3 separate regions of the Homo sapiens genome follow, and regions 1 and 2 are each linked to region 3. Evidence: read pairs that join two places in POLR2A ChIA-PET (ENCODE). Cell type or tissue: PC-9. All regions are shown on one strand.

Evidence for each region. Peaks named below come from ENCODE experiments on the same cell type or tissue, not always from the same donor. Only the 100,000 strongest peaks of a DNase experiment are listed, where the experiment ranks them.
Region 1: POLR2A ChIA-PET joins it to region 3 with 7 read pairs; 3 of 35 experiments call an interaction of 5 or more read pairs at or near these places.
Region 2: POLR2A ChIA-PET joins it to region 3 with 9 read pairs; 7 of 35 experiments call an interaction of 5 or more read pairs at or near these places.

Annotation. Positions count from the first base shown.
Region 1 is chr4:40,020,822-40,024,821 of GRCh38, forward strand. It overlaps the pseudogene KRT18P25. Among named protein-coding and RNA genes, the nearest start is that of N4BP2, 34 kb to the right of the region's middle. In PC-9, no CTCF peak of the experiment used is centred here; a DNase peak (open chromatin) is centred at 1,910; H3K27ac peaks cover 990 bases.
Region 2 is chr4:39,894,860-39,898,859 of GRCh38, forward strand. PDS5A (PDS5 cohesin associated factor A) reads right to left here. Exons shown (of 33, transcript NM_001100399.2): 15 at 3,918-3,966; 16 at 3,530-3,669. Among named protein-coding and RNA genes, the nearest start is that of PDS5A, 81 kb to the right of the region's middle. In PC-9, no CTCF peak of the experiment used is centred here; no DNase peak of the experiment used is centred here.
Region 3 is chr4:39,727,399-39,731,398 of GRCh38, forward strand. The region is part of intron 1 of UBE2K (ubiquitin conjugating enzyme E2 K); the gene reads left to right. Among named protein-coding and RNA genes, the nearest start is that of UBE2K, 31 kb to the left of the region's middle. In PC-9, no CTCF peak of the experiment used is centred here; no DNase peak of the experiment used is centred here; H3K27ac peaks cover 1,084 bases.

The sequences.
Region 1 (4,000 bases), 290 kb after region 3:
ACTTGGCTGCAGCTGGAGACAGAGATCGAGGCTCTCAAGGAGGAGCTGGTCTTCATGAAGAAGAACCACAAAGATTAAGTAAAAGGTCTACAAGCTCAGACTGCCAGCTCTGGGTTGACCGTGGAGGTAGATGACCCCAAATCTCAGGACCTTGCCAGGATCATAGCAGACATCCAGGCCCAATATGATGAGCTGGCTTGAAAGAACTGAGGGGACCTAGACAAGTACTGGTCTCAGCAGATTGAGGAGAGACCACAGTGGTCACCACGCAGACCGCCAAGGTTGGAGCTGCTGAGATGCTGCTCACGGAGCTGAGACATACAGTCCAGTCCTTGGAGATCGACCTGGACTCCATGAGAAATCTGAAGGCCAGCTTGGAGAACAGCCTGAGGGAGATGGAGGCCCGGTACACCCTGCAGATGGAGCAGCTCAACGGGATCCTGCTGCACCTGGAGTCAGAGCTGGCACAGACCCGGGCAGAGGGACAGTGCCAGGCCCAGGAGTAGGAGGCCCTGCTGAATATCAAGGTCAAGCTAGAGGCTGAGATTGCCACCTACCTGCCTGCTGGAAGACGGCAAGGACTTCAATCTTGGTGATGCCCTGGACAACTCCATGCAAACCATCCAAAAGACCACCACCCGCAGGATAGTGGATGGCAAAGTGGTGTCTGAGACCAATGACACCAAAGTTCTGAGACGTTAAGCCAGAAGAAGCAGGGTACCCTTTGGGGAGCAGGAGGCCAATAATAAGCTCAGAGATAAAATAAATAAATATTTTTAAGATTTTTGGTTTTTTTGAGATGGAATCTTGCTCTGTTACCCAGGCTGGAGTGCAGTGGGGCGATCTCGGCTCACTGCAACCTCCACCTCCCGGGTTCAAGCAATTCTCCTACCTCACATTCTGGAGCAGCTGGGACTACAGGCACACTCCACCACGCCCAGCAAATTTTTGTATTTTTTTTTTTTTTGAGACGGAGTCTCGCTCTGTCGCCCAGGCTGGAGTGCAGTGGCGCAATCTCAGCTCACTGCAAGCTCCGCATCCCGGGTTCAGGCCATTCTCCTGCCTCAGCCTCCCGAGTAGCTGGGACTACAGGCGCCTGCAACCACACCCGGCTAATTTTTTGTATTTTTAGTAGAGAAGGGGTTTCACTGTGTTAGCCAGGACGGTCTCGATCTCCTGACCTCGTGATCCACCCGCCTCGACCTCCCAAAGTGCTGGGATTACAGGCATGAGCCACTGCGCCTCGCCAAATTTTTGTATTTTTAATAGAGATGGGGGTTTCACCATATTGGCCAGCCTGGTCTGGAACTCACCACCTTGGCCTCCCAAAGTGTTGGGATTACAGGCATGAGCTACAGTGCCCAGCCGATTTTTGATATGTTTTATTCAAACATTCATTCATTCGGCTACTTAAATATTCATTTAAAAATTCTGCATGCTTTCCCTGACTGGCCAACATGGCGAAACCCCATCTCTGCTAAAAATACAAAAATTGCCAGGCACGGTGGCTCATGCCTGCAATCCCAGCACTTTGGGAGGCTGAGGAGGGCAGATCACCTGAGGTCAAGAGTTCGAGACCAGCCTGGTCAATGTGATGAAACCTTGTCTCTACTAAAAATACAAAAATTAGCTTGGCATGGTGGTGGGCTCCTGTAGTCCCAGCTACTCAGGAGGCTGAGGCAGGAGAATCGCTTGAACTCGTGAGGCGGAAGTTGCAGTGAGCAGAGATTGTGCCACTGCACTCCAGCCTGGGAGACACAGCCAGACTCTGTCTCAAACAAAACAAAACAAAACAAAACAAAACAAAACAAAGCAAAACAAAACATCACAAAAATTAGCAGGGCGTGGCGGCACATGCCTGTAATTCCAGCTACTTGGGAGGCTGAGTCATTAGAATCAGTTGAACCTGGGAGTTAGAGGTTACAGTGAGCCAGAATTGCACCATTGCACTCCAGCCTGGGCAAAAGAGTAAAACTCCATCTCAGAAAAAAAAAATATTCTGCATTCTTTCTACAAATATTTATTAGACGTTTATCATGTGCCAAGCACTACGCCAGAGTTTTGAAATACAACAGTGAGGCCAGATGCGGTGGCTCATGCCTGTAATCCCAGCACTTTGGGAGGCTGAGGCAGGAGGATCACCTGAGGTCAGGAGTTCAAGACCAGCCTGGCCAACATCGTGAAACCCCATCTCTACTAAAAACAAAAAAACTAGCCAGGCGTGGTGGTACAGGCCTGTAATCCCAGTTACTTGGGAGCCTGAGGCAGAAGAATCGCTTGAACCCCGGAGGCAGAGGTTGCAGTGAGCTGGGATCGCGCCATTGCACTCCAGCCTGGGTGACAAGAGTGAAACTCCATCTCAAAAAAAAAAAAAAAAAGAAAAAAGAAAAAAGAAAAAATCTGCATTGTTTCTACAAACATTTATTAGAAATTTATCATGTGCCATGCACTGTGCCAGAGTTTTAAAATAGTGAGGCCGGGTGTGGTGGCTCATGCCTGTAATCCCAGCACTTTAGGAGGCCAAGGCAGGAGAATCACTTAAGCCCAGGAGTTTGAGACCAGCCTGGGCAAAGTGGTAAAACCCTGGCTCTACTAAAAATACAAAAATTAGCAGGTCATGGTGGCGTGCACCTATGGTCCCTTGGGAGGCTACTTGGGAGGCTGAGGTGAGAGGATCTCTTGAACCTGGGAGTGGGAGGTTACAGTGAGCTGAGATCATGCCACTGCACTCCAGCCCGGGTAACACAGTGAGACTCCGTCTCAAAATAATAATAATAATGTAAATAAAATATTTAATTTATAATTGCAATTGGTCTATGAAGGAAAAGTAAGGGGGAATATAACTTCTGATTTATATATGATTAGTGAAGGTAATATTAAGGAAATGACATTTACACTGAAGCTTGATGAATGACTAGATGTTGGCTATGCAAAGAGGGAAGAAACAACATTCCAGGCAGAGGAAGTGGCATATGTAAAGGCCCAAACATGATGTGAGGGAACTTGGCAAGTTATCTAAAATAGATTTACATTATAAGATATGTATGTTATATGGCCATGTATATACTGAGGTAAAACAAGAATGAATGTGGAGGAATTAATTAAGTTTATTATAGTGGTTTGTGAAGAAGATGAAGTAGGAAGGAGATGACTGACAGCTTGAAGTAGAGAGGTGTCAGTAGAGATAATGAGAAGTGGATAGATTTATTTAGAAAGTAGGGCTGGGCGCAGTGGCTCACACCTGTAATACCTGCACTTTAGGAGGCCAAAGTGAGTGGATCACTTAAGATCAGGGGTTTGAGACCAGCCTCAGCAACATGGTGAAACCCCGTCTCTACTAAAAATATAAAAATTAGCCGGCCGTGATGGTGCCTCCCTGTACCAGCTGCTGAGGTGGGAGGATCGCCTGAGCCCAGGAGGTGGAGGTTGCAGTGAGCCAAGATTGCAACACTGCACTCTAGCCTGGGCGACAGAGCGAGACTCCATCTCACACAAAGAAAACAAAAAAAAAAAAAAAGGAAAAAATGGATCTAGGGCCAGGTGAGGTGGCTCATCCCTGTAATCTCGACATTTTGGGAGGCTGAGGTGGGAGGAATAGGTTGAGCTCAGAGTTCAAGCCAGCCTGGACAATGTAGTGAGACCATGTCTCTACCAGAAAAAAAAAATGCCAGGCTCGATGGCGCGTGCCGGTGGTCCCAACTACCGGGAGGCTGAGGTGGGAGGATCCCTTGAGCCCAGGACACTGCAGTGAGCAGTGTTTGTACCACTGCACTCCAGCCTAGGTGAGAGTGAGACCCTGTCTGAATAATAATAATAATAATGATAATGATAATAATAATGGGCCGGGTGTGGTGGCTCACGCCTGTAATCCCAGCACTTTGTGAGGTCGAGAAGGGTGTATCTCCTGAGGTCAGGAGTTTGAGACCAGCCTGGCCAACATGGTGAAACCCCATCTCTACTAAAAATACAAAAATTAGCTGGGTGTGGTTGTGGGCACCTG
Region 2 (4,000 bases), 170 kb after region 3:
AGAAATACATACCCTCCCCCTGCCCACACACACAAAGAATTATCCATCACTCAATGGTGGAGACAGATTTTGAGAAATGTGTTGTTGGCCAGGCACGGTGGCTCACACCTGTAATCCCAGCACTTTGGGAGGCCGAGGCGGGCGGATCACGAGGTCAGGAGATCGAGATCATCCTGGCTAACATGGTGAAACCGCGTCTCTACTAAAAATACAAAAAATTAGCCGGGCGAGGTGGCAGGAGCCTGTAGTCCCAGCTACTCGGGAGGCTGAGGCAAGAGAACGCAGTGAGCCAAGATCGCGCCACTGCACTCCAGCTTGGGCGACAGTGAGACTCCGTCTCAAAAAAAAAAAAAAAAAAAAAAAGAGAAATGTGTTGTTAAGGCAATTTCATCATGTGAACATTAGAGTGCACGCACACAAACCTAAATGGTATAGCGTACTACTTCTATGCTACAAAATTGTACAGCATGTTACTATGCTAAATACTGTAGGGAACTGTAACACAGTGGTATTTGTGTATTTGAACATTATCTAAACACAGGGTAAAAATATAAAAGATAAAAACACAATATAAACCATATAATAAAAATGCCATATAAAAGATAAAAAACAGTACACCTACATATAGAGCACTTACCATAAATGAAGCTTACAGGACTGCAAGTTGATCTGGGTAAGTCAGTGAGTAAGTGGTGAGTGAATGTGAAGAAACAGGACATTACAGTACACTACTGTAGACTTTATAAACACTGTACACTTAGGCAGCACGATATTTAAACACTTTTTCTTTCTTCAATGATAAATTATCCTTAGCTTTTTGTAATATTTTTACTTGATGAACTTCAAGGGTTTGTTTTTGTTTGATTGTTTGTTTTTGAGACAGAGTCTCGCTCTGTCGCCCAGGCTGGAGTGCAGTGGCATGATCTCAGCTCATTACAAGCTCCGCCTCCCAGGTTCACACCATTCTCCTGCCTCAGCCTCCAGAGTAGCTGGGACTACAGGCGCCCGCCACCATGCTCAGCTAATTTTTTTTTTTTTGTATTTTTAGTAGAGACGGGGTCTCACCGTGTTAGCCAGGATGGTCTCGATCTCCCGACCTCATGATCTGCCAACCTCGGCCTCCCAAAGTGCTGGGATTACAGGTGTGAGCCACCACACCTGGCCCGGTTTTTTTTTTTTTTAGCTTTTAAAAAAATTTTTGGAGACAGGATCTTGTTCTGTCACCCAGGCTGGAATGCAGTGGTGTGACCATAGCTCACTGTAGGCTTAAAATCCTGGGCTCAAGTGATCCTCCCATCTTGGCCTCTGGAGTAGTCAGGACTACAGGTGTGCGCCACCATGTGCAGCTAGTTTTCTTTAATGTTTTGTAGAGGCGGGGGTTTTGATATATTGCCCAGGTTGGTCTCAAATTCCTGGCTTCAAGTGATCCTCCTGCCTAGGCCTCCCAAAGTGCTGAGATTACAGGTGTGAGCCAATGTACTGATCTTTTTTTTTTTTTTTTTTAGCTTTTTGACTCTTTTGTAGTAACACTTAGCTTAAAACACATTTTGTGTACAGCTGTACACAAAATGGTTTCTTTCCTTATATCCTTATTCTACTAGCTTCTTCCTATTAAAAATTTTTTTGGCTGCATGTGGTGGCTCACACCTGTAATCCCAATATTTTGTGGGGCTGAGGCAGGTAGGTTTCTTCAGCTCAGGAGTTCCAGACCAGCTTGGACAACATGGAGAAACCCTGTCTCTACAAAAAATAAAAAATTAGCTGGGCATGGTGGCATGTGCCTATAGTCCCAGCTACTCAGGAGATTGAAGGGAGAGGATCACGTGAACCCAGGAGGCTGAGGATGCAGTGGGCCATGATAACATCACTGAACTCCAGTCTGGGTGACAGAGCAAAACCCTGTTTAAAAAAAAAAAAAGAAAGTTTTAAAACTTTTTTTTGTGCAAAACTAAGATACAACCACATACAATAGCCTAGGCCTACGCCAGGTCAGGATCACCAAGATGTCACTAGGTGATAGGAATCCTTCAGTTCCGTTATAATCTTTTTTTTTTTTTAATGCTTTAAGTTATGGGATACATGTGCACAATGTGCAGGTTTGTTACACAGGTATACATGTGTCATGGTAGTTTGCTACACCCATCACCCTGAGTTCTGTTATAATATTATGGGACTCCCAAAATACATGTGGTCTTATCTTTGGCCAAAATGTTGTCATGCAGTATACCATTTTAGATACATCAAGAATCTTTTGCCTGGGTGTGTGGCTCATGCCTGTAACCCCAGCACTTTGGGAGGCCGAGGTGGGTGGATCACCTGAGGTAAGGAGTTCAAGATCAGCCTGGCCAACATGGTGAAAACCTACCTCTACTAATAATACAAAAAATTAGCCAGATGTGATGGCTCATGCCTGTAATCTCAGCTACTCGGAAGGCTGAGGCACAAGAATCGTCTGAACCCAGGAGGTGGAGGTTGCAGTGAGGTGAGATAATCACTTGAAGGAGTTTGAGACCACCCTGGGCAACACAGAGACAAAAATTTTTATTTTTTCCTTTTCTTGAGACAGTCTCATTCTGTCACTCAGGCTGGTGTGCAGTGGCATGATCTCGGCTCACTACAACCTCCACCTCCCGAGTTCAAGCAATTCTCCTGTCTCAGCCTCTTGAGTAGCTCAGATTACAGGCATGTACCACCACACCTGGCAAATTTCTGTATTTTTAGTAGAGATGGGGTTTCACCAAGTTGGCTAGGCTGGTCTCGAACTCCCAACCTCAGGTGATCCACACGCCTTGGACTCCCAAGGTGCTGGGATTACAGGTGTGAGCCAATGTGCATGGCCTCCAAAAAATTTAAAAACTTAGCTGGGTGTGGATGCGTGTGCCAATAGTTCTAGCTATTCAGAAGGCTGGGGTATAGGATCACATGAGCACAGGACTTTAACGCTGTAGTGAACTATGATTGTGCCACTGAACTCCAGCCTGGGTGACAAAAGCAAGACTATCTCAGGAAAAAAAAAAAAAAAGCTGAATAAATGAATGCATAAGTTTTCCCTCCTGATAGCTTTAAGAATATTGGTTTTAAATGAGTTCAAGAGAAGAATGAAGACAAAAGTCTAGATAGGAATTTACTTTATCTGTAAATGAAACCAGATATATGGCAATGTTACTACTACTAATTTATTGACGATTATTTCCATTCTAATACATGAAAGAAGAAAATGCACATGTACACAAGCATTCAGAAAATACTTATCATTACTCAATGAATGTCTACTAAGTTCAAAGTACTTTATCTTGTAAAATTCCTAAGACCAATCTCCCTGGCTTAGTTCTTTAGTTATTTTCCTGGAATGTGGCTGAGAGTGAATGGTAAATAGAGAATTAACTTGACAATAGATATACTCCAAAGTAATTCAGAGCTCACAATATTGTTACATTTACACAAATCACTGTATGTAAAACAGGCTTTAATAAAATACATATTTCTGTAAGTAAAGCTAGAGAAAAAGTGTGAAGTATGATTTACTAACCACACAAATATCTGCTTGTTTGCAAGAACAGGTTGGGCTAATTAATAACTCCAACTGAGACCGAAGTTTCTCATCATCGCCGAGAACCTGGTTAAATTTCTTCACAAAATCTTGTGCTTTCCCGGGGTCAGGCAAATTCTCTATAAAATTAAAAGAGAATCAATATTAGAGAAGGAAAAAAAAAAAACTATTCTACTAAGCTAAAAACAGGTGCCATCAAAATATTGCGGAGCCACTAAAAGAAAATCAGCCTAGCTGGTTCTTAGAAACAAAATTAAGATAAAGATTATTTTCTTTTACTTAACATTAAATCAGTAGTCCCACTGGGTAAATACTTTGTCTGCATTTACGTTTACTACATGTTTAGTGAGTAAATAAACATACTCACTTGCTATGGTCATCAGTTTTCCAAACATGGCAGAACAGTTAGCCTCTGACTGAAATTTAAAACAGAAACAAAAGAACAACTAG
Region 3 (4,000 bases):
CACCCAGGCAGGAGTGCCAGTGGTAAGATCACGGCTCTCTGCAGCCTGGGATTCCTGGGCTCAGGTGATTTTCCCACTTCAGCCTCCCGCATTGCTGGGACTATGGCCATGCACCACCACACCCACACCTACCTAATTTTTTTGTAGAGACAGGGTTTCACCATGTTGTCTGGACTGATCTTTTTTTTTTTTTTCCATAAGGATAGAGATGGGCTGGTCTTGAACTCCTGGGTTCAAATGATCAGCCCATCTCCACCACCCAAAGAGCTGGGATTACAGGTGTGAGCCACTGTGCCTGGCCTAATCTTAGGATTGAAGTATATAAATTCTAAAAGTTGAGTAAGTGTATAATAAAAACTGAGTGATAAAGTATTGTGTCATGGTGTAAATGGCAGTGTTTTTTTCTTACTGGCATACATTGAGATGTCCTCTAACTGAAATCTTAGAAGTGAGCCGGGTGCAGTGGCTCACGCCTGTAATCCCAGCACTTTGGGAGGCTGAGGCAGGCAGATCATAAGGTCAGGAGTTCGAGACCAGCCTGGCCAATGTGGTGAAACCCTGTGTCTACTAAAAAATATGTAAGAAATTAGCCAGGCGTGGTGCTGTGCGCCTGTAGTCCCAGCTACTCAGGAGGTTGAGACAGAAGAATCGCTTCAACCCGGGTGGTGGAGGTTGCAGTGAGCCGAGATTGCCCCACTGCATTTCAGCCTGGGCGACAGAGCAAGACACCATCTCAAAAAAAAAAATAAGTAAAAGAAAAGCTCTGTCTTGACTCTTGAATCAGTTTTAAAACCTGGCTTCACTGATTATTAGCTTTGTGACTTTGTTGCCTCAGCTTCCTTATTGGTAAGCACGTAAGTTTGTTTTAAGATTGAGTTATTACATGTACATCAGTTAAAATATTGCCTGTAAATTATATATAGATATTGAGCTGGGAGTGGTGGTTTACGCCTCTAATCCCAACAGTTTGGGAGACTGAGGCGGGAGAATTGCCTTAGCTCAGAGGTTTGAGGCAGCGGTGAGCTATGATTGTACCACTGTACCTCCTGTCTGGATGATAAAGCGATGTATTAGGTATTATTGTTGATCGTTCAGCAACATTACCCACTGTTTCCTTGAAATATTATTCCTGTAGTGTCAGTGATATCAGACTATCCAAATATCTTTTTCTTCCTTTCTTCTTTCCTTTCTTTCCTTTTCCCTTTCCCTCCCCTTCCTCCTGCCTTTCCTTTTTTCCTTTTTTCTTTTTTTTCTTTTGAGACAGAGTCTCGCTCTGTCCCCCAGGTGGGGAGTGCAGTTGTGCGATCTCGGCTCACTGCAAGCTCCGCCTCCTGGGTTCACGCCATTCTCCTGCCTCAGCCTCCGGAGTAGCTGGGACTATAGGCGCCCGCCACCACGCCCGGCTAGTAGGTTTTTTTTGTTTTTTTTGTTTTTTTTTTTTTGTATTTTTAGTAGAGACGGGGTTTCACTGTGTTAGCCAGGATGGTCTCCATCTTTTGACCTCGTGATCCACCCGCCTCGGCCTCCCAAAGTGCTGGGATTACAGGCGTGAGCCACCGCGCACAGCCCCCCACCTTTTTTTTTTTTTTTTAAGGAGTCTTACTTTGTCGCCCAAGCTGGAGTACTGTGCTTCTGTCTCGGCTTACTGCTCCCTCCGTGTCTTGGATTCAAGCAGTTCTCCTGCCTCAGCCTCCAGAGTAGCTGGGATTACAGGCACGCACCACCATGCCCCCAGCTAATTTTTGTATTTTTAGTAGAGGCGGGGTTTCACCATGTTGGCCAGGCTAGTCTCGAACTCTTGACCTTAGATGATCCGCCCACCTTGACCTCTCAAAGTGTTGGTATTACAGGCGTGAGCCATGGCGCCCGGTCTTTCCTATCTTTCTGACTGTATCTTCAGATCACTCCTGAACCCGAGACCTGAATTTTTCATTTACCTACTTGGTTCTTTGGATTTTCACAGATACCTTGTATCCAACATGTCTCAAACTGATTTTTCCCCTCTCCCTCAAACCCTGACTTCTCAATTCTTTGTTTCCTTATCTTTATTATACTGTCATCCACCCAGCAAAAAATCCCCTCTTCTAAGATCATAGCTTTTAGTTAGTAACTAAGTCCTTTAGATTTTACTTCCTGTCTGCCTTAATTCATCTTCTTTTCATTGCACTGGACTTTATTGGCATCTCTCACTGGTTTCCTAAGTATTCTCTCTAATCCCCCTCCAGCCATTTCCCCCTACTCCAGCCAGGTGATCTCTAAGAGACCCAGATCTGATTGTTACAACACTTCAAATTTTTATTATTCTTCATGACCCTGAATAATCTGGCTTTTGACTGCTTCTCCTGCCTCATTTCATCATTTTCATTCTTTGTATTGTAGTCACATTGGCGGCATTTCAATTCCTAAACCTGTCAAGTCCTCGTTTGCCTCCATTTTGCACAGCGTGTACGCTCTGCCTTAAGTGCTGGCTTTTCCTAAAGTTAAGTCTTTTAAAACTAATTTCCTCAAGGAAGCTTCCTCTTACTTTCTAGATTTTCTGTCTGCTAAATGTTCTTCATAGTATCCTGTACTTCATTTAAAAATTATATAATTAGTTCTTCAGTACCTTAGAATGAAATAACTATTGATACAGGTTAGAGAAAATTTCTAGTTGATCATTATACTACCAATATCTGTTATAATGCCTTGCAAATAGCAAGTACTTAGTAAATATTCATGGAATTGATAAATTCAGACTTGAATTACTCTTCATTGTAGATTGAGTAAAGTTTGACAGAAGTCCAGAACTTAACTTTTTTTTTTAAGAGATGGAGTCTCACTCTGTCACACAGGCTGGTGTGTAGTGGCACAGTCATAGCTTACTGCACCCTTGACCTCTTGGGCTCAAGTGATTCTCCCACTTCAACTTCCTGAATAGCTGGGATTACAGACACACGTTTTTTGTTTTTTTTGTTTTTTTTCCACGCTGTAGAGATGGGAGTTTCACTATATGGCCCAGGCGGGTCTTAAGCTCCTGGGCTCAAGTGATCCTCCCTCCTTTGCCCCACAAAGTGTTGGGATTACAGGTGTGATTTAAAAAATGCTAGCTGCAGCCTGGTGTGGTGGCTTAGCCTGTAATCCCAGCACTTTGGGAGGCTGAGGCTGGTAGATCTTGAGGTCAGGAGTTCAAGACCAGCCTGGCCAACATGGTGAAACCCCATCTCTACCAAAAATTCAGCAATTAGCCGGGCATGGTGGTGGGCGCCTATAATTGCAGCTACTCAGGAGGCTAAGGCAGAAGGATCGCTTGAACCCCCAAGAGGTGGAGTTTGCAGTGAGCTGAGATTGCGCCACTGCACTCCAGCCTGGGCAACAGAGTGAGACTCCGTCTCAAAAAATAATAATAATAATAATTGCTAGCTGCTATAGCTTCTTTTTTTTTTTTTTTTTTTGAGACAGAGTCTCACTCTGTTGTCCGGTGGAGTGCAGTGGCGTGATCTCTGCTCACTGCAACCTCCGCCTCTCGGGTTCAAGCAGTTCTCCTGCCTTAGAATTTCAAGTAGCTGGGATTTACAGGAGTGTGCCACTATGTCCAGTCTCTTGTACTATTTTTATCTTTTATTTTCAAGACAGAGTCTTGCTTTGTCGCCCAGGCTAGAGTGCAGTGGCACGATCTCAACTCACTGCAACCTCTGCCTCCCGGGTTCAAGCGATTCTCCTGCCTCAGCTGGTCTCGAACTCCTGACGTCAGGTGATCCGCCTGCCTCAGCCTCCCAAAGTGCTGGGATTACAGGCATGAGCCACGGCGCCCGGCCATCTTGTACTCTTTTCAATGTGGATATCAGAAAATTTTAAATTTACATAGTGGCTTACATTATATTGTATTGGATACTGCTCGTCTAGAACTTGTTTTTAGTAAGGATCATACATGTGTCTCCATGGCCTCAGTTTTTCATTATTCTCCCAATCCCTTTGTTTTCATGTCACTTCTGCTTTGGGACTGTTATGTGCCATAAGCTTC